Linked DNA regions of Homo sapiens: regions 1 and 2 are each linked to region 3. The links are chromatin loops, found by intact Hi-C in ENCODE. Cell type or tissue: endothelial cell of umbilical vein. All regions are shown on one strand.

Region 1 (8,000 bases), 52 kb after region 3:
TCATCTTATGCGGTAGATGCTCAAACACAAATTCCAGATACAGAGTGGGCAGTGGTAGTTAGGAAGATAGAAAGGCTAGGGAGTGTTCCTGGGAAGTCAGTAAACTTGGAAGATCTAAGGTTATATTAAAAATGTTGTATCAGAACAAAGGCTCAGGACGTTAGTGTTAGCAGAAACCAGATATCTTAGAGCAGTGGTTTGTCAACTTTGCCAGCAATCCACAGTAAGAAATTCAACTCCGGCCGGGCGCGGGCCTGTAATCCCAGCACTTTGGGAAGCCGAGGCGGGTGGATGACTTGAGGTCAGGAGTTCGAGACCATCCTGGCTAACACAGTGAAACCCCGTCTCTACTAAAAATACAAAAATTAGCCGGGCGTGGTGGTGTGTGCCTGTAATCCCAGCTACTTGGGAGGTTGAGGCAGGAGAATCACTTGAACACAGGAGGCGGAGGTGACAGTGAGCCGAGATCGTGCCATTGCACTCCAGCCTGGGTGACAGAGGGAGACTCTATCTCAAAAAAAGAAAAAAAAGAAATTCAACTCCACTAACACCCACAATGCAAATAAATGTGTGAATGTGTACAACTATTTTATCAAGCAGTACTTATTATATGTGCTGTAATCTGATATTTTATAGCCTGTTTCATTTTATTTTAATGTTGATTGTTACCCACTAAATTTATTTCATTGAGACCCCCTAATTTGAAATATTGCCTTGAATATATATATACATATATATACACATATATACATATATATACACACATATATACACATATATACACACATATATACACATATATATACATATATACACATATATACATATATACACATATATACATATATACATATATATACACATATATACATATATACACATATATACATATATACACATATATACATATATACACATATATACATATATACATATATATACATATATACACATATATACATATACACATATATATACATATATACATATATATATACACATACATATATATATATACCCTTGTTTAAAAATAAAAGGTTTGCAGCTCCATATTTTTTAAAAAAATCTTACCCAAGCATTTAATCAGTACTGAATGGTTTTGTTCTTGTCTTCATGTCAAGTTGAATTTGGGGGTACTATTCCAGAATATTTACATGTTAGACAATGTTCTGTAAAAGGGGCATTGTAGCAGCATGCAGGCAGTATTCAACCAAAAACTGGGCAAGAGTCATAATTCACTCTGGTTTCTCTTTCCTTTTAAGCAGGTAGTTCCAATTTGCCAGCAGAATGAGTACAGAAAGAGACTCAGAAACGACATTTGACGAGGATTCTCAGCCTAATGACGAAGTGGTTCCCTACAGTGATGATGAAACAGAAGATGAACTTGATGACCAGGGGTCTGCTGTTGAACCAGAACAAAACCGAGTCAACAGGGAAGCAGAGGAGAACCGGGAGCCATTCAGAAAAGGTAACCACATGAAGTCCCGGTGACTAGGTCGCTTATAAATCCTCATGTGGGTCATGGCCACACGTGCCAAAGATGATCGGTCTATTTTGCGTGGTCTAGGAGAGAATCTTCTCTGATCTCTTCTTAGGATGCGACTGACAGAATGGTGGATGGGCTTGGACAAGTACCCATTGTCCTTAGTAAGAAGGGCTGGGAGAGCATATCTGACAAGTTCTGCAGAGAAAATACATTAAGGTCTTTGTTAGTGTGTGTATATATATATATATATATATATATATATATATATATATATATATATATATATATATATATATATATTTTGAGGCAGGGTCTCACTGTGTCTCCCCAGCTGGAGTCCAGTGGTGTGAACTCGGCTCACTGCAGCCTTGACCTCCTGGACTCAAGTGATCCTCCTACCTCAGCCTCCTGAGTAGCTGGACTACAGGCATGCACCAGTATGTCCAACTAATTTTTGTATTTGTGTGTGTGTTTGTGTGTGTAGATGGTATTTCACTATGTTGCCCAGGCTCGTCTCAAACTCCTGAGCTCAAGGGATCTGCCCACCTCAACCTCTCAAACTCCTGGAATTACAGGCATGAGCTACGATGCGTAGCCAGTGTATATATTCTTAAAATGGAGTTATGCGGGCAAGAATCTGCATGTTACTGCACCCAGAAATTTTTAAAGGATACATATCAATCAGTCTTAGATGTTAACTATTAGTATTGTTAAATTGGCGGTATGAGTTATATAAATAACCATCCTTGTGTATGTGTGTGTGTGTGTGTGTGTATATATATATATATATATATATATATATATATGTATATGGTCTGCCCAGGGTCAGGCCAGCATCAGAGGCAGGGTCTAGACCAAGGCCAGCAAACTTTTTCTGTAAAGGGCCAGCAAGTAAACATTTTAGGCTTTGTGGACCACGTGGTCTCTGCCAATGTTGAGTGTAAGTGACCGCAGACAGTACATCACTGAAGGCAGTAGAACATGGCTTGCTTTTACCATGATGCCTTTTCTTTTGTGGCTTTTCTATTTCATCTCCTGCTGGTTCTCCCACCCTGGCAAACAGATGTGGGCTTCTCTTGTAGCTCTTCTCCATGAGCAAGCTGAGACTTTTCTCTCTGGACCCCAGATTTGATATCAGGCTGAAAATATTTCCTCCATGGTGTTCCCTAAAATTCTAGCCGAACAACCTTAGCATCACATTCACAGAAATCATTATCATAGTGTTCTGGTTTCAGCGCTCCAGACACGCCTCCCTGCAGCCTTAGTCAGAGAAGCCTCGGATTTTAGCTGGTTTTCCCGAGGTCTCTGTTACTGCCATTCTGCCCTTGAAGGCTTTCTAGAAGCCTCTTTTTCCCCCATGCCAAACCCCCCCTCTAGTTTCTCTTTCTTGGGTTCTGCTATCTGGATGAGCTATTTTTTTCTAATAATTTTAACCTGTAGAAGATGTGATATGCATGAAATCCCATTTCTGCAATGATTCTTCCTGTTCTGGTCACAGAATCTGCCTGTGGGGAGATTCTCAGTGTGGGGAGTGCATGCACCCCGCGAGCCCCATCTCACCCAAATGTGGGGAGGCCATTGACTCCTGTATGTTGTGTGTCCGCTACCTTTCCATAGCAAACATTTAGATGGATTACCTCTTAGAGTGGGTTTCTGGTTTTGATTTCAAGCTGTTGAGGATTGAGCTTAAGTGCCTTCTGCCTTGAATCAGAAGGTACTAAACTCATGATACTTGACCAAAATTAAAGTGAAATTCCCTGCCGGGCACAGTGGCTCACGCCTGCAATCCCAGCACTTTGGGAGACTGAGGTGAGTGGATCACCTGAGGTCAGGAGTTCAAGACCAGCCAGACCAACATGGTGAAACCCCGTCTCTACTAAAAATACAAAAATTAGCCAGGCGTGGTGGCAAGTGCCTGTAGTCCCAGCTATTTGGGAGGCTGAGGCAGGAGAATCACTAGAACCCGGCAGGCAGAGGTGGCAGTGAGCTGAGATGGTGCCATTGCACTCCAGCCTGGGCAACAAGAGTGAAACTCCAACTCAAAAAAAAAAAAAAAAAAGAAAGAAAGAAAATGGAATTCCCACCAATCTGAACAGGAAGGTGGCCTCTGTCATAACAGGTCCAGACTGGATATTGGTGAACTAGCTAAAGCTGAAGCAGCCAGACAAGTTACAAGGAAGTTCTAGTTGATTGCCCAAACAGTGAATAAAACATGCTTCTTCCTCATTCCTTTCCCCGCTAATTGCACTGCTTAGTCTCCTATCACAATTTTGGAATCTCTACCAAATGTAGATATCTGATGGGGTGGCAGGAGAATTGGCTCCATGGGGTCCAGGGTCAACTTTGCTCTTGGTGCTTGGTGGCACGCCATCAGACGTGTAGTCCGAGACACAGCAAAGGGACCGGGATTGGGTGCCTGCAGAAATGTCAGAGACGCATGTAGTGGGTGGAAACTCTCATCCCCTGTTTTTTTACAACTCTGCCTGCCCATTCTGGTGGTTAGGATCCTTTCCTGATCATTCAGTTTGCAGGTCATATGTTTTGTAGATTTCTACCCTCGGTATATGGGCATTAAAAGAGCTCAGTCTTGGCCGGGTGCGGCGACTCATGCCTGTAATCCCAGCACTTTGGGAGGCCAAGGAAGTTGAATCGCCTGAGGTCAGGAGTTCGAGACCAGCCTGGCCAACATAGTGAAACCCCATCTCTATTAAAAATACAAAAATTAGCCCGGCATGGTGGTGCACACCTATAATCCCAGCTACTCGGGAGGCTGAGGCAGGAGAATCGCTTGAACCTGGGAAATGGAGGTTGCAGTGAACCAAGATCCCACCACTACACGCCATCCTGGGTGACAAAGTGAGACTCCATCTCAAAAAAAAAAAAAAAATGCTCAGTCTTGAATCTTAGTCATGTTTTCCAAGGGTGATTTATATTCCTAGGGGATTTGGGTGGTTCTCGCTTCTCAAAACCCATATCAAATGACTTTGCCTGTGACTTTTTACAAAAATTCTTATTCTAATACCTCTCTGCGCCCTTCCCAAGCACACAGATGATGTTCAGTAAATGCCAGACCTCTTTCCTCCCATTTCCCATGTGCCCTGCCTCCCTCACAGCCAGTCTGCTCTCCTTCTTTCCTCCCTTCCTCTCTTTGCCCTCTTCATCCCTCTTTCCTTTCCCACTATATTCTCATTTGTGCAATTTCCCAGTTAAGGTCAGTGTCACCCTGACTTCTCTTTCTTTTTTTAATCATCATCTGTCTTTCTTGACATTTCACATCCTGAATAATTTCCTTCAGAGAATCAGTTCTTTAAGACATCAGAACATGAGTCACCCTGCGAGGTACCACCAGACTAACACCAGGGACCAGCACCCATTCTAGCAAAACACTGCCTAAGCAGCCTGAACTGCGCTAGTTTCTTTAATGAGGGTTGTAGCACAGAAAGTTGCTTTCTTTTTTTTTTAAAGAAAGGAAATCCTCTAGCCCAACTAAGCTTTCCTGTTAAACAAGTGCTTTGAGAGACCCATTCAGAGTACTTTTCACTAGAAGGACCTTTATTGTGTTTTGTGAGAAGGAAGGACAGGCACAAACATGCTGTTAGAATGTGCCATGGAGAAAGATAAGCCCACAGGTTCGAGTGGAGTAACTTTACCCTTTGTGTAAAGATTCAGCAAAGATTCTCAGAAATGAGCGGGAATGTTTTCAGTGCTATGGGATGAGCTCTGTCGTTTCCTGATGAACACACTTCTCAGCATGTGTTCTGGGAAACACTAGTTTTTGTATTTTTGGAGTTTTCTTGTTGTTTGTTTGTTTGTTTTTGTTTTGAGATGGAGTCTCTCTCTGTCGCCCAGACTGGAGAGCAGAGGCGCGATATCGGCTCACTGCAACCCCGCTCCTGGGTTCAAGCGATTCTCCTGCCTCAGCCTCCCAAGTAGCTGGGATTACAGGCGTATGCTACCACGCCTGGCTAATTTTTGTATTTTTAGTAGAGACAGAGTTTCACCATGTTGGCCAGGATGGTCTCGATCTCCTGAACTTGTGATCCACCAGCCTCAGCCTCCCAAAGTGCTGGGATTATAGGCGTGAGCTACCACACCCGGCCTTAAAGTGATATCTTCATAAAATAATCTGGAATTAAGAATGTGGGGTCTTTAGCGCATCTATGAATTAATATTTAGTTGGAACCAAAACACAGATAAAGATGGCTCATTGAAACGTATCAATCGTAGGATATCCTAGGGAATCTGTGAAAAGTGCTGAGGGAGCTGTTCCACTTAATAAGATGAATTTTCCATTTTCGGCACATACCACATATGGGAGTCTACTCTGGCTACTTATTTTCTTTCTTTCTCTGATCGGTTGTAAATTACCATCCACCTCCACAGCCTAAAAACACCAGAGTAATTGATGCTTGTAAAGCCGCAGGGTGAGGGGTATTCCTGCACTGAGTGATTACTGATGGGGAAGGGTGGTGATACTGTGCCATCTCATTTTATTTTATTCTTTTTATTTATTTGTTTATTTATTTATTTGACAGAATCTCGCTCTTGTTGCCCAGGCTGGAGTGAAGTGGCGTGATCTCAGCTCACTGCAACCTCCGCCTCCCGGGTTCAAGTGATTCTCCTGCCTCAGCCTCCCGAGTAGCTGGGATTACCGGCGCCCGCCATCACGCCCAGCTAATTTTTGTATTTTTAGTAAGGACGGAATTTTGCCATGTTGGCCAGGCTTGTCTTGAACTCCTGACCTAAGGTGATTCGCCCACCCTGGCCTCCCAAAGTGCTGGGATTACAGGCATGAACCACTGTGCCCGGCCTATTCTATTTATTTTTAAGATCTTGGGCAACATGCTCATTTTAGAGAATTTGCTTTCAAGTCATGTAATTTATGATTGAACCTTGGGTAAGAATCTCTTGCTCATGGAAACCTAACTCAGCTGGTGGTTTTCTTCCTGCTACTTTGCAGCCCAAGTTCAGAAGTAGATTTTTAATGATAGAAGTCACCATAGGAAGACACTCTCCTTTGCACTAACTGGGGGTTCTCAGTCCTGCCTGTACATCAGAACCTCTTGTGGAATTTTTACAAACTCTCTAGGTGCCTGGACCCAGCCCCTGAAGATACAGAGTGGTTCTGGGATGAGGCAAGGGGAAGAATCTATCATTTAAAATGAATTCAGTGGCCTGAATATTTTCTCCCATTCTGTTGTCTCTTTACTTTGTTGATTGTTTCCTTTGCTTTACAGAAGCTTTTTAACTTGTGATCTCATTTGTCCGTTTTTGCTTTGGTTGCCTGTGCTTGTGAAGTATTACTCAAGAAATCTTTGCCCAGTTTAGTGTCCTGGAGAGTTTCCCAAGTGGTTTTTTTGTTGTTGTTGTTTGTTTTTGTTTGAGGCAGAGTCTTGCTCTGTCACCAGGCTGAAGTGCAGTGGCACAATCTTGGCTCACTGCAACCTCAACTTCTTGAGTTCAAGCAATTCCCTTGCCTCAGCCTCCCGAGTAGCTGGGACTACAGGTATGTACCACCATGCTCGGCTAACTTTTTGTATTTTAGTAGAGACAGGGTTTCACCATGTTGGCCAGGATGGTCTCCATCTCTTGACCTTGTGATCCACCCACCTTGGCTTCCCAAAGTGCTGGAATTACAGGCGTGAGCCACCATGCTCAGACTTCCCCAGGGTTTTCTTGGAGTAGTTTCATAGTTTGAGGTCTTAGATTTAAGTCTGTAATCCATTTTGATTCAATTTTTGCATATGACAAGAGATGGGGTCTACTTTCATTCATCTACATATAAATATGCAGTTTTTCCTTGCATCATTTATTGAAGAGACTGCCTTTCCCCAATGTATGTTCTTGGCACCTTTGTTGAAAACAAGTTTACTAAGGATGTATGAATTTATCTCTGAGTTCTCTTTTCTGTTCCATTGATCTGTGTGTCTGTTTTTATGCCAATACCACGTTGTTTTGGTTATTATAGCTCTGTCATATAATTTGAAGTCAGGTAGTGTGATTCCTACAGTTCTGTTCTTTTGGCTTAGATTAGCTGTGGCTTTTCTGGGTCTTCTGTGGTTCCCATACAAATTTTAGGATTTTTTTTCTATTTCTGTGAAGACAGTCATTGGTATTTTCATAGAGATTGCATTGAATCTGTAGATTGCTTTGGGCAGTGTGGACATTTTAACAATATTCCAATCCATGAGCATGGAATATCATTCCATTTTTCTGGTGTCCTCTTTAGTTTCTTGCATCATTGCAATCAATTTATAGTTTTGATTGCAGAGATCTTTTACTTCTTTGGTAAACTTAATTCTTAGCTATTTTATTCATAGCTATTATAAATGGGATTATTTTTTTTCTTTTTTTTTTATTATACTTTAAGTTTTAGGGTACATGTGCACATTGTGCAGGTTAGTTACATATGTATACATGTGCCATGCTGGTGCGCTGCACCCACTAACTCATCATCTAGCATTAGGTATATCTCCCAATGCTATCCCTCCCCCCTCCCCCCACCCCACCACAG
Region 2 (8,000 bases), 110 kb after region 3:
TAAAGGTGCTGACACTGTTATTTATGAACGGTTACATCGAATGAATCCTACTAAGCAAGAAACACAGGATGCCCTGGATGTAAGTTTCACTTTTATTCTTTCTGCAAGGGATTCTGAACTTACTCTCTGATGCTGTCTGTTAAGTTTGCATGAAAGCTGTATGTTAACTGCTGACCCTCCCTTTGCTTTGCAATAGTTGGGGTGGAAAGAGCAGTAAAGTAGGAATACAGCCACCTGGGTCCCAGTTCTGCCCCTGCCACTGACTTCCTGGGATATCACCATGGTGCCCTCTCCCAGCATGTGGGTCTTCAAGGTCTATAGGACTGAGGCAGGGGAATGGCTTAGCTCTCTTCCAGTGGCCTTGAGCAAGCTACATAACCATACTAGGTTGTAGTCTTACTATGTGTGTGGTCCCCAAGACCTCCACTAACTTCAAGTTGTAGTGCAAAGGAAGGAAAGCATTCATATGTGACAGGATGACAGAGCTGACTATAGGTCACATCTTGTCTAGCCAAGATGGCAGAAGCGGTTCAACTGATTGAGTATTTGGTGTCTCATGCCTGTAGTCCCAGCACTTTGGGAGGCCAAGGCGGGTGTATCACCTGAGGTCAGGAGTTCAAGACCAGCCTGGCCAACGTGGTGAAACCCCGTCTCCACTAAAAATACAAAAAAATTAACTGGGTGTGGTGGTGGGCACCTGTAATCCCAGCTACTTGGGAAGCTGAGGCAGGAGAATCGCTTGAACCCCAGAGGGAGGGGGTAGAGTGAGCCGAGATCGTACCATTGCACTCCAGCCTGGGCGACAAGAGCAAAACTTGGTCAAAATAAAAAAGATGTGACTATAAAGTAATGAGATGTTTACTGGTTCATGTTGAAACTGTTTAAAATGTTTAAATCAGGCTGGGTGCAGTAGCTCACGCCTGTAATCCCAGTACTTTGGGAGGGTGAGGTGGCAGATCACGAGGTTAACAGATCGAGACCATCCTGGCCAACATGGTGAAACCCCGTCTCTACCAAAAATACAAAGATTAGCCAGATGCAGTGGCACCCGCCTGTAATCCCAGCTACTCAGGAGGCTGAGGCAGGAGAATGGCGTGAACCAGGGAGGCAGAGGTTGCAGTGAACCGAGATCGCACCACTGCACTCAAGCCTGGGCGATAGAGTGAGACTTCATCTCAAAAAAAAAAAAAAGAAAAAGAAAAAGAAAAAAAAAGAAAATGTTTGAATCGTTCATCATGGGAAAATTGCCAGATACTCTTTTCCATTAAAAGCTTTGACCTCAGCTTTAACAATGGCTTGTGTATTTTAGAATTGGTTTGAGGGAATAATGCTTAGTGGAGAGTTCATAGGTGATTGGACTTGTATCACAGTTTGTTGGAACAAGTTATAAAGTTGTCAGGTTCGTGCTTATGTCATTACACCCCAAGGCAGCTCCCTTGGTCTGATATTTTCCTAGTCATGAAGAGAAAAAGAGAAAATGAGAAAATGAGAAAGGTAATAGAAGATTTAGAAGAAAGGTAAGCTTTTCCCTTTGGAAACTGGAAGTGCAGTCCTGGACCCTATAGAAGTTTAGAAAAGCAAAGTCTATTATAAAGTGATGTTTAGGCTGGGTGCAGTGGCTCATGCCTGTAATCCCAGCACGCTGGGAGGCTGAGTTGGGCAGATCACATGAGCTCGTGAGTTCAAGACCAGCATGATGAAACCCCATCTCTACAAAAAAAAGTACAAAAATTACCAGGCGTGGTGGTGCACACCTGTAGTCCCAGCTACTTGGGAGGCTGAGGTGAGAGGATGGCTTCAGCCTGGAAGGCAGAGGTTGCAGTGAGCCGGGATTGCATCACTGCATCCCAGCCTGGATGATAAAGCCAGACCTTGTCTCAAAAAAAAAAAAAGTGACATTTAATCCCCTCTCTAAAGTGTATTTGTACAGAATCTGTCATGTTTAATGATCTCTTTTTAAATTCTGTTAGTATATTACTTCAAAGTAAAATTTCAGACTTGATCCTGAATTACATAAATTAACTATTCTTTGCATTGGTGGATTTATTTTTTTAAATAAAACAGATCTTTGCAAATGAAACTCTTAGAACCCTATGCCTTTGCTACAAGGAAATTGAAGAAAAAGAATTTACAGAATGGAATAAAAAGTTTATGGCTGCCAGTGTGGCCTCCACCAACCGGGACGAAGCTCTGGATAAAGTATATGAGGAGATTGAAAAAGACTTAATTGTGAGTTTTAGCCTTAATAACTTTTTCTTTGATATTCTAAGCAGAATTGAAATTTTTATTAAGTTTTATTGAATATTTGATCTCATGCTTAAGAGATAATTGTAACTTCAGCATTTGACACTGGCACAATGGAAGAAGGTTATTTCTTTTATTCACCAAAATAGGAGCAGAACAGAAGTTGCCATTATGAGAAACCAAAAGACAAAATACATTAGGAGAAGTTCTAATTTAATTCCATAATTTGTATATCACTTATTAAAATTTATTATAATTTTTAAACAATAACAAACCTGCATCTAATACTTATTACATTGGGGGAATTACCGAAACAATTCATATTCTGCAAAATCTTGAAATAAGAAAAATATATTGTTTCTAAAAGTTTTCCAAATTTAATACATAGTTTTTGTAGGGTTTAGATAAGTGGAAAATATTCAACAAATAGCTAGTATTGCAACTGGTTTACGGTTTATGTCAGTATAAAGCCACAAATACACAAGAAAAGTGTATTTTTAACATCCTTGATTTTGTACTTGCATTTTTGTCTTGGTAAATTAAATAGTTCATCCTTTAGGGAAAAAGTTTTTAGGTGTGTTGGTTTGCAGTAATTGTGAAACATGGCAGCCTTCCCTGTTAACACTGGCCATTGGCCCCAGGAGAGCAGCAACCAGGATGTATAATTAGCCCTTCTTTTTACAGGTTGGCAACCTGTAATTACAGAAAACTTTTGGTTTGTTTGCTAATTCCTTTTTTTTTTTTTTTTAATATACATTCTAGCTCCTGGGAGCTACAGCTATTGAAGACAAGCTACAGGATGGAGTTCCAGAAACCATTTCAAAACTTGCAAAAGCTGACATTAAGATCTGGGTGCTTACTGGAGACAAAAAGGGTAATTCATTGTGCAGGGAAGCATATCTGTTAATTCACAAATATTTATAGCTGCCGTTTCCTTTGCCCAAGATGACCTCCTCAGACTTTTCATCCTGTACAAACACTGTTTCTTTGGACGGAAGATGCTTTTTCTGAGAAACCCTCCTCTGTTTTTCCAGCACATTCTTCTGCATCCTTTCCTGATCCCCCTCAGTAGCAGTTTCTTCCTTATAATTTAGCTCCTGGCCATGTCTTGCTGATTATAATTGGTCTTATCTCTCCAGCCAGACGTGGGTTCCCGTCCTGAAAGGGCCATCCCTCTTGTCCCTCTGTCCTTCCAGTGCTTTGACATTTGGTGGGCACAGAGTAGAACAATACAAAGTACTGAACAATAACTTTGGTTTTCTTGCCAATTTTATTGCTTGGCAATAAAATTGTATACCTAAGGAAAGAACGATTTTAATTTTTTAACTTTAGAACTCAACAAGCACTTGTTTGGTATTGATACTTTACTTTGTAAGCCTTCCACAAGAAATCAAATAATGTCTCTTGCGCTGAAATCGTCAACGGGTTACACACTCTGCAAAGTTATGGGAAGCACAGCCCTGACCTTAAATAAATGCCAAATTGGGTGGTAATTTAAAAGGAAAAAAAATCTTCACGTAAGGGTTGGTGGAAATTATTATGCTTCCCTCTGCCCCCGCCCCCCGCCAATAACAGAGTAATTGAACCAGGAACTGAGAGTGTTTAGTAATTTAATGAACATTGGTTTACTAAATAACCAGTTTATATGTTTGATAATATAGCACATTTTATTATTGAAAACATTTCAAATTAGACTTTGACTTTCACTTGTTTTATTATGGAGAAAAGGATTTTTCTTCTGCATGTGATTCCTACAGATTGCTATAGAAAAATAGTGTGTTTGTGTGAATCTGGTTATGTTCATGAACTAAAAAATATCATTACTAGGTAAAATCAATTATTCAGTTCAACAGTAAGAATGAGCCTGGCAAACATGACAAAACCCCATCTCTAGAAAAAACACAAATTGTTTGGTGGCTTGGCAGCGAGTTGCGTAGTCCCAGCTACTTGGGGGCTGCGGGTGGTGCTGAGATGGGCAGATCACTTGAATCCTGGAGGTTGAGGCTGTAGTGAGCAGAGATTGTGCCACTGCACTCCAGCCTAGGCAGTGGGAGTGAGATGCTGTCTCAAAAAACAAAATAAAATAAAATAAAAACAGCAGGAATGACATTTGACTTAATTTTATTCTATTGTAGAAACTGCTGAAAATATAGGATTTGCTTGTGAACTTCTGACTGAAGACACCACCATCTGCTATGGGGAGGATATTAAGTGAGTAAAAGCCTGCAGTATGAAATTACGTAATAGCTCATCTTTGCAAATGCAAGACTGTCTGTAGAAGATAGCAGATATGAAGAAATAGGGGTTACGATGTGTCACTTGGGGCAGTTTCCTCATGTTTAAATGAGGCAAGACAACAACAGGCAGTTCCAAGTAATCAAGGTGCAGCCTAAATTTGAGCAGATTTTACTTTTAGGGAAACTTGGGGCCCTTCAGAGGCCATTTTTCTCCATTCCTTCTCAGCTCAGGCCAGGCGCAGTGGCTCATGCCTGTAATCCCAGCCCTTTGGGAGGCCGAGGCGGGTGGATCACCTGAAGTCAGGAGTTCTAGAGCAGCCTGGCCAACATGGTGAAACCCCGTCTCTACTAAAACTACAAAAATTAGCTGGGTGTGGTGCCCGGTGCCTGTTATCTCAGCTACTCGGGAGGCTGAGGCAGGAGAATCACTTGAACCCAGGAGGCAGAGGTTGCAGTGAGCCAAGATCACGCCACTGTACTCCAGCCTAGGTGACAAGAGTGAAACTCTGTCTCATTAAAAAAAAAAAAAAAACTCGGTTCACCTACTAAAAATTCCGTAAAAAGCCTGTAATATCGCTAGCAAATTAATATGAATTATAGTCCTATTTTGCTTTTTCTAGGAACTTTTACTTTTGAAAGGGAAATAGAAGAAAGGAAAAAAAAAACCCAAAACTTTTGCGGGAAGGAAATGTGTGGGTGGGTTACATCATGTAGGTCCCCTGTAATCTAGTCTAGGTGGGGCAGGCCTGATAATTCAAATGTTAGCATATGCTGAAACGTTTGTTAGCTTTGAATCAGAGTCGCAGCAGACCTGGAAATGTATGATGAAAAAGCCCTGTCTTGTTCTGAAGCTATAAATATGCTGCACACAGTTACTGTGATGTGTTTACTGATGGCCTGACAGTTCCTCAAGATTTTTCCCTACAGAGCTTCTCTCAGGCCAGCATGAGGTCAGATTAAACTGTTAACATACACATTTGCCAGGTGTGATAAAGTGATGAGGGAATTGATGGTCAATATTAGTCTTATTTCTAATGATGGTGATAAAGCATTTTCTAGTTGTTCTAGTATATTAGGTATTCCGTCAAATTAGACAAAATCAGTAGCCTTATGATCTAAATCAGTTCCATTTAGAACTGATTTAGTTTATGTGCCCAAATAGAGGTACATAAGCCATGCCCCTTTGTGCTTTTAGGTTTTAAAAAAGTAGCAACAGGCTGGGCACGGTGGCTCATGCTTGTAATACCAGCACATTGGGAGGCCGAGGCGGGTGGATCACGAGGTCAGGATTTTGAGAACAGCCTGACTGATATGATGAAACCCCGTCTCTACTAAAAATACAAAAATTAGCCAGGCATGGTGGCATGTGCCTGGAATCCCAGCTACTCGGGAGACTGAGGCAGGAGAATTGCTTGAACCTGGGAGGCAGAGGTTGCAGTGAGCCAAGATAGTGCCACTACACTCCTGCCTGGGTGACAGAGCAAGACTCCGTCTCAAAAAAAAAAAGTAGCAACAGACAAATAAATGCTTAATGCTTAATGAGTTTACTTTAGTAGTTTTGGGCTTCAAGTAATCTGATTAATTACTATATGGCTTTGTTTATTTTTTGTAGATGGGGCTGTAAAAAAATTTCTGGTCTCTCTTTTGAAAGTCTTAAAAATTGGTCCCGAAGCTAAAGTAAAAGATAAAATGTATGCAAGTAGCAAATGTTGTGACCATGCCCTTAGCTGAGTTTACCTTTATAGAGAGAGGAATCATCTTCCCAGGTGGCTCTTAAATTGATGATTCCTATAAAATGATTTGAATAGAAGGTATCTTCATTTTTTTTCTCTTACGGCCTTTCAATGATTTGTCTTAGTCACTCACTTTTAACTTGAAAATGAGAATTAAATTGATGTGGAAAAGGGATACTAGATACTTAATCCTCTAGTGCAGTGATTCTCCGTGGGGAGTGAGTTTGCCTTCCAGGGACCCTTTGGCACTGTCCAGAGACACTTGCTTGTTTCAGCTGCAGAGAAGTGCTCCTGGCTTCTAGTGGGTAGAGGCCAGGGATGTTGCTAAACATCCTCCAGTGCAAGGGATGGCCACACAAAATAAAGGATTATTAGGCCCAAGACATCAAGAGTGCAAAGGCTGAGAAGCCTTCTTTGGAAGGAGAAGAACAATGGCTTTTTGTATGTAATAGTAAGAGTCCTGAGCCAGAAGTTACAAGATAACTGAGTCCTCATTCTAGTTTTCCTATCAACCTGCAGCAGGCAAATCACATCACCTTCCTCTGGCTTGATTTCCTTATTTGTAACATGAAGAGATTGGACAAGATATTTAAGGTCCCTTCCACTCCAAAATTTCATGACTCATTTTTCTATCACATGAAAGTGTTACACGTAGCCTTGTCACATATATCATTTTAACACAAACATTTAATTTGTTGATATAAAGCACTGAGAATTTCTCAAACACAGATATAGTTTTGTTTATATGAAAATAAGTTTATTCCTAACAAACAATAGCCAGTATTCTAATTCAGATCAAGATTGCCTTTCCTTTTTTTTTTTTTTTTTTTTCTTAGAAAGACTCTGTCACCCAGGCTGGAGTGCAGTGGTGCAATCTTGGCTCATTGCAACCTCCGCCTCCTGGGTTCAAGTGATCCTCATGCCTCAGCCTCCCAAGTAACTGGGATTACAGGCACCGCCACCACGCCTGGGTAATTTTTGTATTTTTAGTAGAGACAGAGTTTCACTATGTTGGCCAGTCTGGCTGCGAACTCCTGACCTCGACTGATCTGCCCGTCTCAGCCTCCCAAAGTGCTGGGATTACAGGTGTGAGCCACAGTGCCTGGCCTAAGATTGCCTTTCTTCTGTTGCTGTGTATACATTTTCAACTGTATCTTCCTTTGACTGTCTTTGAAAAATGATGAATTACATGGTACCCCCATGGTGGATGAATCGAGACATAGTAAAATTACATGTCGCTCAGTTAAAAAAAAAAAAAAAAAAGGGCTGGCCAGGCGTGGTGGCTCATGCCTGTAATCCCAGCACTGTGGGGGGCTGAGGCGGGTGGATCATGAAGTCAAGAGATTGAGACCATCCTGGCCAACATGGTGAAACCCTGTCTCTACTAAAAATACAAAAATTAGCTGGGCATGGTGGTGCCCGTCTGTAGTCCCAGCTACTTGGGAGGCTGAGGTGGAAGAATAGCTTGAACCTAGGAGGTGGATGTTGCAGTGAGCTGAGATAACACCACTGCACTCCAGCCTGGTGACAGAGCGAGACTCTGCCTCAAAAAAAAAAAAAAAAAAAAAAAATGGGCAAAGCACTTTGAGTAGACATTTTTCCAAAGAGGACATGCAAATGGCTGATAAACATGTGAAAGGAGGCTCATCATCACTAATCATTAGGGGAAGATAAATCAAAACCAAAGCAAGATAACACCTCACACCCTTTAGGATGGCTACTATCAAAAACAAAACACAATAGAAAATAACAATCATTGTTGAAGGAACCTTTGTGTGTTGTTGAT
Region 3 (8,000 bases):
CTTAATACTAGGTCTGGTTTTTTAAAGTCAATTTTAGGTGCTTGTCAACAAAGCCGGAACATGAGAAAATTGAAATGATTTGTGAAGCTCTTACTCTGGCCTGCCCGTGAACTTTTTGAGACAGAAGACCGGCACCAGTTTATTAAAGACTTTGTAAAAGTATACTTAACTTAGTCAACCAGATGTGACTTTTGCTCCCTGGGGAACATTTTAAGTTGTCACAATTCAGGATGCTACAAGCGTCCAGTGGTCAAGGCCAGGGATACTTCTAAATATCCTACAATATGCAGCTCAGCCTCTACAACAAAGAAGTATCTTACCCAAAACGTCACTAGGGTTGAGGCTGAGGAATTCTACCCTAAACCACGGGTAGGAGTCCTCTTAAAATGCTACGGTTTCGCAGGACTTAGTCATAGGCACGTTTCATAATACTCTCCTGCACGTTTCATAATACTCTCCTGCATGCCCCTAAACACAGCACCTCGAGCATTGAACTCTGACATCAGTTGAGAAGATGATACCCCTCTAGCTGGTGCTTAAGCCTTCTGGCTTAAGCCTGGACTTGATCTCTGACCCCTTTCTCTTCCAGACTGCACCCTGCTTTCATTTCCAATCCGTCTCCAAGGCCTGTTGCTTCTACCTCTGGAAGACCTTGACTCCACCTGATAACCTCTATCTCCGCTGCCATCCGCGAGGTTCAAGCTGTCATCCTCCCTCTCCTGGACCATTCCAGTAGCCTTCTTACATGAGGGCTACACTTCTACCCTGCCCCTTCCAAACCAGAGCACCCACTCAGATCCTGCCAACCCTTGCAGTAGCTCATGCTGTGGTTTTAACAACAGCTACCTTCTCTCCACAGCTCTCTATGCCCAGCCCGCCCTGACCCCGGCTTCCCCCTGCAAATTCCATTCTTTTTCTCCTTCAGTTTCTGAAGCATGACGAGTCCCTTCCTGTCCCAGGAACTTCAGATTTGCTGCTTTCTCGCTTGAAAAGCTCTTCCTCTGAAAGGCTCCTTATCTTTTGCCTTTTGGCCCAAATGTCATTTCTTCAGCGTAGTCTCTGCCCACCCCAGTAAAAATTAAAGTAGGAGTCCCTCCTGAGTTATGTCCTCTGCTCACTCTTTCTTTTTCAAGTAGCAAGGATGTAGAGAACAGGGGAAGCCCAGAAATACTGTTGAAATGACAACAGCTCTGTCACCATGCGCCCTTCGATGTATGGTAGAGGAGACGGCTTCTGTGTTTTCTTCAATGCTTAATTTCCTTTATTATTTTTATTTTTTTTTTAAGACGGGGTCTCACTCTGCCACCCAGGCTGGAGTTCAGTGGCGCGATCTCAGCTCACTGCAACCTCTGCCTCCCAGTTCAAGCAATTTTCCTGCCTCAGCCACCTGAGTAGCTGGGATTACAAGCGCGTGCCACCATGCCTGGCTAATTTTTGTATTTTTAGTGGAGATAGGGTTTCACTATGTTGGCCAGGCTGGTTTTGAACTCCTGACCTCAAGTGATCCACCTGCCTTGGCCTCCCAAATTGCTGGGATTGCAGGTATGAGCCACTATGCCCGGTCTTCAATTTCCTTTTATATTGTCTCTTCTTGTGAATATCAGGAGTCTTGCTTCACTTAAGGCAGCATCTACCAGGCATATTCGATATTTTTAAAGTTCTTATTCCCCACAGTCTTTCTATATTATTAAAGGAAATAAATACATAAAAAAGACTTGTTTGTTAAACCATATGTGTCCACCCTGTTGTGTGCCTGTCATCAGTTTCAAAGGACCACAGTAAGCATGTTAGAACTTTTGTTAAACATAAAGATATATAAATATTATCTTATCCATGCCTGCGTTCCATCAGATGCCCTCTTTCCCCTGTAATCTTTACAGTTTCTACTTTATAGTCTCTCTGTAGAGCATTCTTAACCTGAATAGTGTGTTCTCTGTCACCCATCATACTTCTAGGAACGTCCCCGCCTCCCTTCAGCCAGTGCATCTTTAGAAAAGACAAACTAGGCCGGGCACCGTGGCTCACGCCTGTAATCCCAGCACTTTGGGAGGCTGAGGCAGGCAGATCACTTGAGCTCAGGAGTTTGAGACCAGCCAGACCAACATGGTGAAACCCTGTCGCTACTAAAAATAAAAAAATTAGCTGGGCATGGTGGTGGGTGCCTGTAATCCCAGCTACTCGGGAGGTTGAGCCACGAGAATTGCTTGAACCCAGGAGGCGAGTTTGCAGTGAGCCAGGATTGCACCATTGCACTTTAGCCTAGGCAACAAGAGTGAGACTCTGTCTCAAAAAAAAAAAAAAAAAAAAAAAAAAAGAGACAAACTAGAATTAATCTGAGCCAGGTATCATTTAGACAGTAAATCTGTTTTCCTAAAAGAATCATATTATAGTCAAGGCTCAAACAAATAGATTTCATATTATCTGGAGCCTTTCTAAAAATGCATAAACCAGAGGTGACTGAAGAATTTTTTGTCTGTGTGTGTGCGCACCATTCATTCTTGACTTTTTGATAAATGAGATTCTCAAGTTCACCTGGGAAGCATCAAAAACATTGATGCCTGAGTTCTCCTTGCCAGAGTCTTATTAGCCAGTCTGGGATAAACCTGGCTGATTCTCTCATGCGTAGTCAAGACAGAGAATGGCTTGGAAAGTAGACAATGTAAGAGTCTACTCTTTATAGGATGCCTACACGCATAATAAAAAATTTACTTGGGTTTATGGAAATGTCTAGATATAAACCTATGGGGAAAATGATTGAAATAAATGAATGGTGTAACGTAAGGATGCTGGATTGGCGTCTGCAACGCAGCAGCTGTGGGTGGCCTTGATGAGTCTTACTTAATTTCATAGCTCATATCTGTGTAGTTATTTGCTGCTGGCAAACTATTGCTTCATCTTATTTTCGCAAATTCTATAGACAGCAGGGCTTCTTTGCATCTTCTGCCCTTTCTGCTCCATTCTCCAATTAAATGGATTTCACTGCAGCAGCTTTCTGCCCTATGGCAGAGGCCTCCCATGTGCTTCCCAGGCTGGGTTAGGTATGGTTTTGCCAAGCTCCCACTGCAACCTGAGCATATTGTCTTCTCCTGGCATTTACTGTATTTTAAATATTATTATTACTGGTTTTTAGAGATGGGTTCTCGCTCTGTTGCCCAGGTTGGAGTGCAGTGGCCTGATCATACACAGCTCACTGCAGCTTTAAACTTCTGGACTCAGGCCATCCTCCAGCCTCAGCCTCCTGAGTGGCTAGGACTACAGGTGTGTGCCACTATGCCTGGCTAATTAAAATTTCTTCTTTTGTAGAGACAGGGGTATCCTTATGTTGTTCAGGCTGGTCTCAAACTCCTGGCATCAACATCAAGCTATCCTCCCATCTCGGCCTCCCAAAGTACTGGAATTACTGGTGCGAGCCACTGCACCCACCTATGTTTCCCATATTGAACTGTAACAGTCTGTGTTAGGATTTAAGTTATAGTGAGAGATCACGTATCTTCTTCATCCCTGGAGTCCACAACCTAGTAGGCATTCAATAACTGATCAATTAATGAATATATTAATTTTCACTTTACAGATGGGGACACTGAGGCCCAGGGAGACTAAATACAAGTTCAGCACTCACACCTCCCCTAATCTTTCTGAGCTCTGGATTCCTCTTGTAAAAATAAAGAATTTTGGATATTTTTTCTAATAACCCATATAGCTCAAAAACAGGTGGTTCTGTTTTATGATTTTAACAACTCTGCAGTGTTGCCAAAACTCAACAAAGCTGTCTCCAGATGGAGTGAAACAGTCTCAAGAATAAAGATAATGATTAAAATAACGCACCTACTGGCAAGAATGGAATTCACATTACACTTCAACCTAGATCAGGAACTCAGTCCCAACTTCTGAGTATTAAAAATCACCTCGGGAGACTTTGAAGAAGTAGAAGTTCCTGTGTTTTATCCCTTCCCTTTCTGGAGTTTCCCAAGTGATTTTGAAGGAGACCAATCAGCATTTAATGCTTCCTTTTTTGGTGTTCTTGGAGATGACTCATATCTGACCAGCAGTGGTTATGTGAATGGTCTTCATGTCTGATTTTAACATTTTAAACAGTGGGCTGACCCAAACACAGCTCTGTTTGAGCAGCCGGCCTGGCCAGGCCACATATATCATACATACCTTGCTGAGACAAGGAAATTGTCTTCTGTAGAAATTCTGTTGGAATCAGAGAAGTGGCTATCGAGGCTGGACTCTTGACCATTTAGAAATCATTTCCTAATCAGTTATGTCAGGACGAGGGGCAGGCATGCTGGAAAAACAAAAGAGAGAAAGGTGAAACCACAGCTTCCTTCTGTTGGGGTGAAACTGTCCACAGAAAAAAATAAAAGTTTTTTACATATCGTGTACAATATTACCTCCATCAGGCAACCTCTTGGTTGAAGCCAACTGAGAGATTTTGAAGGCTGCAAAATGATTGAACAAGTGTATTTCTTAGGGTTTAAATGAAATCCCTCCAGCGTTTAGTAGAACTGGCAAACTATATGGACTCCTGATTACTAAGTAGTTACGATTTCCTTTCCCCCATCTTTCAAGAAGCTTGTTTTTATTTCTGGTTTGCCTGCTCTCCACACCCCCTCACCCAGCTGCCTGAATTGGAAACCAGCCCACCATAGTTTTAATTGTGAAATTCCTGAAGCTGTTAATATATGTAAACATACAACAGGATGTTTCCCACAGCTGTGCATAATGACTTGGGAAACAGGCCAGAAGACCTGTTTTCAAATTGGGTGAATTCTATAAAGTCTTCAGTTAGGTTTAGAGTAATTATACATTTATGCATTTTTATTTTAAAAGGACTTTAAACAAATTTCACAAGTTGGATATTTTTTAATCCTTTCAAGGATTTACTCAAGTGAGCAAAAGATTAAAAACTAATGTTTGCTTTACCTTTTTCCAACTTCAGATTTTAAACATTCCTCTACATTTATTGACATCTTCCAAAACAATTTTACACAGACAGACAAATTTGTGAAATTTGAGATTCATAATAAATCTGTTATGAGAATTAGAAATGTGGGCTTCAAGGCCAGTTGGTTTATTCAGCATCTAAGCTCTAACATTTATATGCCGTGGTGATTTATAACAGGTTTAGCCAAAAGAGACTGTTTAATATTATAACTGTTAATTTACCTATGTTATTTTTGTTATTTTTTCTTTCTTTCTCTTTTTTTTTTTTTTGAGACGGAGTTTTGCTCTTATTTCCCAGGCTGGAGTGCAGTGGGAAATCTCGGCTCACTGCAACCTCTGTCTTCCAGTTTTCAAGCAATTCTGCCTCAGCCTCCCAAGTCACTGGGATTACAGGCACCCGCCACCACGCCCAGCTAATTTTTTTGTGTTTTTAGTAGAGACGGGGTTTCACCATGTTGGTTGGGCTGGTCTCGAAGTGCTGACCTCGTGACCTACCCGCCTCGGCCTCCCAAAGTGCTGGGATTACAGGCGTGAGCCGCCATGCCCGCCCCTATTTTTTCTTTCATTACACAAGTTAAGAATGGATAATTATACTAAAAATAAGGTAGAAATACCATGTTCGGTGTTGCTAAAATTAAAAAGTGAACATTAGGCTATACCTGATACCAACTTTGGATTTCAAAGGTTAATTTTACATTTTATTTTTGCCCCTTCTGGGAGCCTTTCAGCTCTGCCTGTGAGTGCTCCTAATTCTCTGCCTCTCTCAATGCTGGTTTGAGTGAAGTAATTTCTCTCTGCTGCTACACTTCTTTCTTCTTCTCCTTCTCCTTCTTCTTCTTCCTTTTTTTTTTCTGAGGGAGGGTATCACTCTGTCGCCCAGGCTGGAGTGCAGTGGTGCAGTAACAGCTCACTGTAGCCTCGACCTCCCAGGCTCAAGCAATCCTCTCACTTCAGCCTCCCGAGTAGCTGGGACCACAAGCACATGCCCAGCTAATTTTTGCATTTTTTGTAGAGATGGGGTTTTGCTATGTTGCCTGGGCTGGTCTCGAACTCCTGGGCTCAAACAATCTGCCCACCTCAGCCTCCCAAAGTTCTGGAATTACAAGTGTGAGCCATTACACCCAGCCCTGCTAAACTTCTTATGCTTGGTCCATAAAAGCCTTCTTAAGCTACTTTTGGCCAAATTTGGAACCTTTCTAAAATATCTCAGGATTCTTGTGAAGTGTAATTTGTGATTTCTTCTGTTTCTGGGAAATCCTCTCCCTTGAGCAGGGGTTAGACCTGGTGATGCCCTTCTAGTGAATAAAATATGGCCACAGTGATGGGATGTCACTTCTGAGGCTGGGGCACAGAAACACCCCACTTCCCTCTTGCTGATGCTCTCTCATGCTCTCACTTACTGTAAGAGAAGCCAGCTGCCCCATGGAGAGACATTCATGGCAAAGAACTGGAGCTGGCCTCTGGCCAACAGCCCAAGAGGATGGAATCCTGCCAACAGCCCTGTGAGTGAGCTTGGAGGTGGATCATCCCCAGGCCGACCTTTAGGTGACTGCAGCTCTGGCTCACACCTTGACTGCAGCCTTGGGAGGAGACCCTGAGCCATACCCAGATTCTTGATCCATTGAAACTGAGATTATAGGCCGGGCGCGGTGGCTCATGCCTGTAATCCCAGCACTTTGGGAGGGCGAGGCGGGCGGATCACGAGGTCAGGAGCTCAAGACCATCCTGGCTAACATGGTGAAACCCCGTCTCTATTAAAAAAAAAATACAAAAAATTAGCCGGGCGTAGCGGCGGGCGCCTGTAGTCCCAGCTGCTCCCGAGACTGAGGCAGGAGAATGGCGTGAACCTGGAAGGCGGAGCTTGCAGTGAGCCGAGATCGCACCACTGCACTCCAGCCTGGGCGACAGAGCGAGACTCCGTCTCAAAAAAAAAAAAAAAGAAAAAGAAAAAGAAACTGAGATTATAAATACTTGTGGTTCAAACTGCTAAATTTGGGGGTATTTTGTTAGGCAGCAACAGATAACTAATACAAGGGCAAAGATTTAAGGTACAATTAAAGTTGCCGCTTGCATGTGGGGAGCTCACTATCTGGTAAATGCTTCTGTTGTTGACCATCACTGGAAAGTCAAGATGTGATACCATCATGTTTGTTATTTCCTGATAAAGGGCTCCCACAGTTTCCAAGCTTCAGTTTTGTTCCACCTATTATTTGTTTTTTCATTTAATTTTTGGAATAAGTAATACATGCAAATGGTACAACCTTCGAAAGGTACAAAAGGGTATTAAGTGTCAGCCTTGGCCAGATAAGGTGGCTCACGCCTGTAATCCCAGAACTTTGGGAAGCCAAGGTAGGAGGATCGCTTGAGCCCAGAAGTTCGAAACCAGCTTGGCCAACACGGCAAAACCCTGTCTGTACAAAAACTACAAAAAATTAGCTGGGCATGGTGGCACATGCCTGTAATCCCAGCTACTTGAGAAGCCGAGGTGGGAGGATCACTTCAGCCTGGGAGGCGGAGGTTGCAGTGAGCCGAGATCCCACCGGTGCACTCCAGCTTGGGCAACAGAGTGAGACCCTGTCTCAAAATAAATAAATAAATAAAAAATAAAGTGTCAGTTTTCCTGCCTCCTTTTAACCCAGTTACCCAACTCTCCTACCCAAAGGCACGGGCCATCACCAGTTTATTGGTTATCTTTTTAGAAATCATCTTTGTGTTTACAAACATATATATTCATGTTTCTTTTTTCCCCTGGAACAAATGACAGTGGAATTTGACTTTCAATGGCCTGTCTCAGGAAGATGGTAGATATATAACAGATTGAAATCTTACATAGTTTCTGCATTGGATTCCTGCATTGGATTCCAGCTTTCAATAGATAAGAAATTAGCCTGGCTAGGCACTGTGGCTCACACCTGTAATTCCAGCACTTTCAGATGCTGAGCCGGGCAGATTGCTTGAACCCAAAAGTTCAAGACTAGCCTGGGAAACATAGCGAAATCCCATCTCTACAAAAAATGTAAAAATCAGCTGGGTGTGGTGGCACATGCCTA

The links. A loop is a pair of places that touch in the nucleus more often than their neighbours do. Peaks named below come from ENCODE experiments on the same cell type or tissue, not always from the same donor. Only the 100,000 strongest peaks of a DNase experiment are listed, where the experiment ranks them.
Region 1: a loop joins it to region 3, with 2.6 times the contacts of the local background. A loop is called at or near these places in 7 of 110 quality-filtered maps.
Region 2: a loop joins it to region 3, with 2.0 times the contacts of the local background. A loop is called at or near these places in 3 of 110 quality-filtered maps.

The regions. Positions count from the first base shown.
Region 1 is chr18:57,725,095-57,733,094 of GRCh38, reverse strand. It overlaps ATP8B1 (ATPase phospholipid transporting 8B1), which reads left to right. Exons shown (of 28, transcript NM_001374385.1): 2 at 1,263-1,468. The coding sequence starts at 1,288. LOC105372141 (a long non-coding RNA gene) reads right to left here and starts at 1,263. Exons shown (of 4, transcript XR_935524.3): 1 at 1,072-1,263. In endothelial cell of umbilical vein, no CTCF peak of the experiment used is centred here; DNase peaks (open chromatin) are centred at 3,934 and 4,824; H3K27ac peaks cover 1,681 bases.
Region 2 is chr18:57,663,547-57,671,546 of GRCh38, reverse strand. It overlaps ATP8B1 (ATPase phospholipid transporting 8B1), which reads left to right. Exons shown (of 28, transcript NM_001374385.1): 17 at 1-79; 18 at 2,065-2,229; 19 at 3,007-3,118; 20 at 4,380-4,455. ATP8B1-AS1 (ATP8B1 antisense RNA 1) reads right to left here. Exons shown (of 3, transcript NR_164148.1): 3 at 2,264-3,541. Among named protein-coding and RNA genes, the nearest start is that of ATP8B1-AS1, 37 kb to the right of the region's middle. In endothelial cell of umbilical vein, no CTCF peak of the experiment used is centred here; DNase peaks (open chromatin) are centred at 1,306 and 3,246; H3K27ac peaks cover 1,594 bases.
Region 3 is chr18:57,777,118-57,785,117 of GRCh38, reverse strand. All of the region lies in intron 1 of ATP8B1 (ATPase phospholipid transporting 8B1), which reads left to right. It overlaps LOC124904310 (a long non-coding RNA gene), which reads right to left. Exons shown (of 2, transcript XR_007066388.1): 2 at 1-8,000. Among named protein-coding and RNA genes, the nearest start is that of ATP8B1, 22 kb to the left of the region's middle. In endothelial cell of umbilical vein, no CTCF peak of the experiment used is centred here; DNase peaks (open chromatin) are centred at 907, 4,107, 4,637 and 6,417; H3K27ac peaks cover 6,114 bases.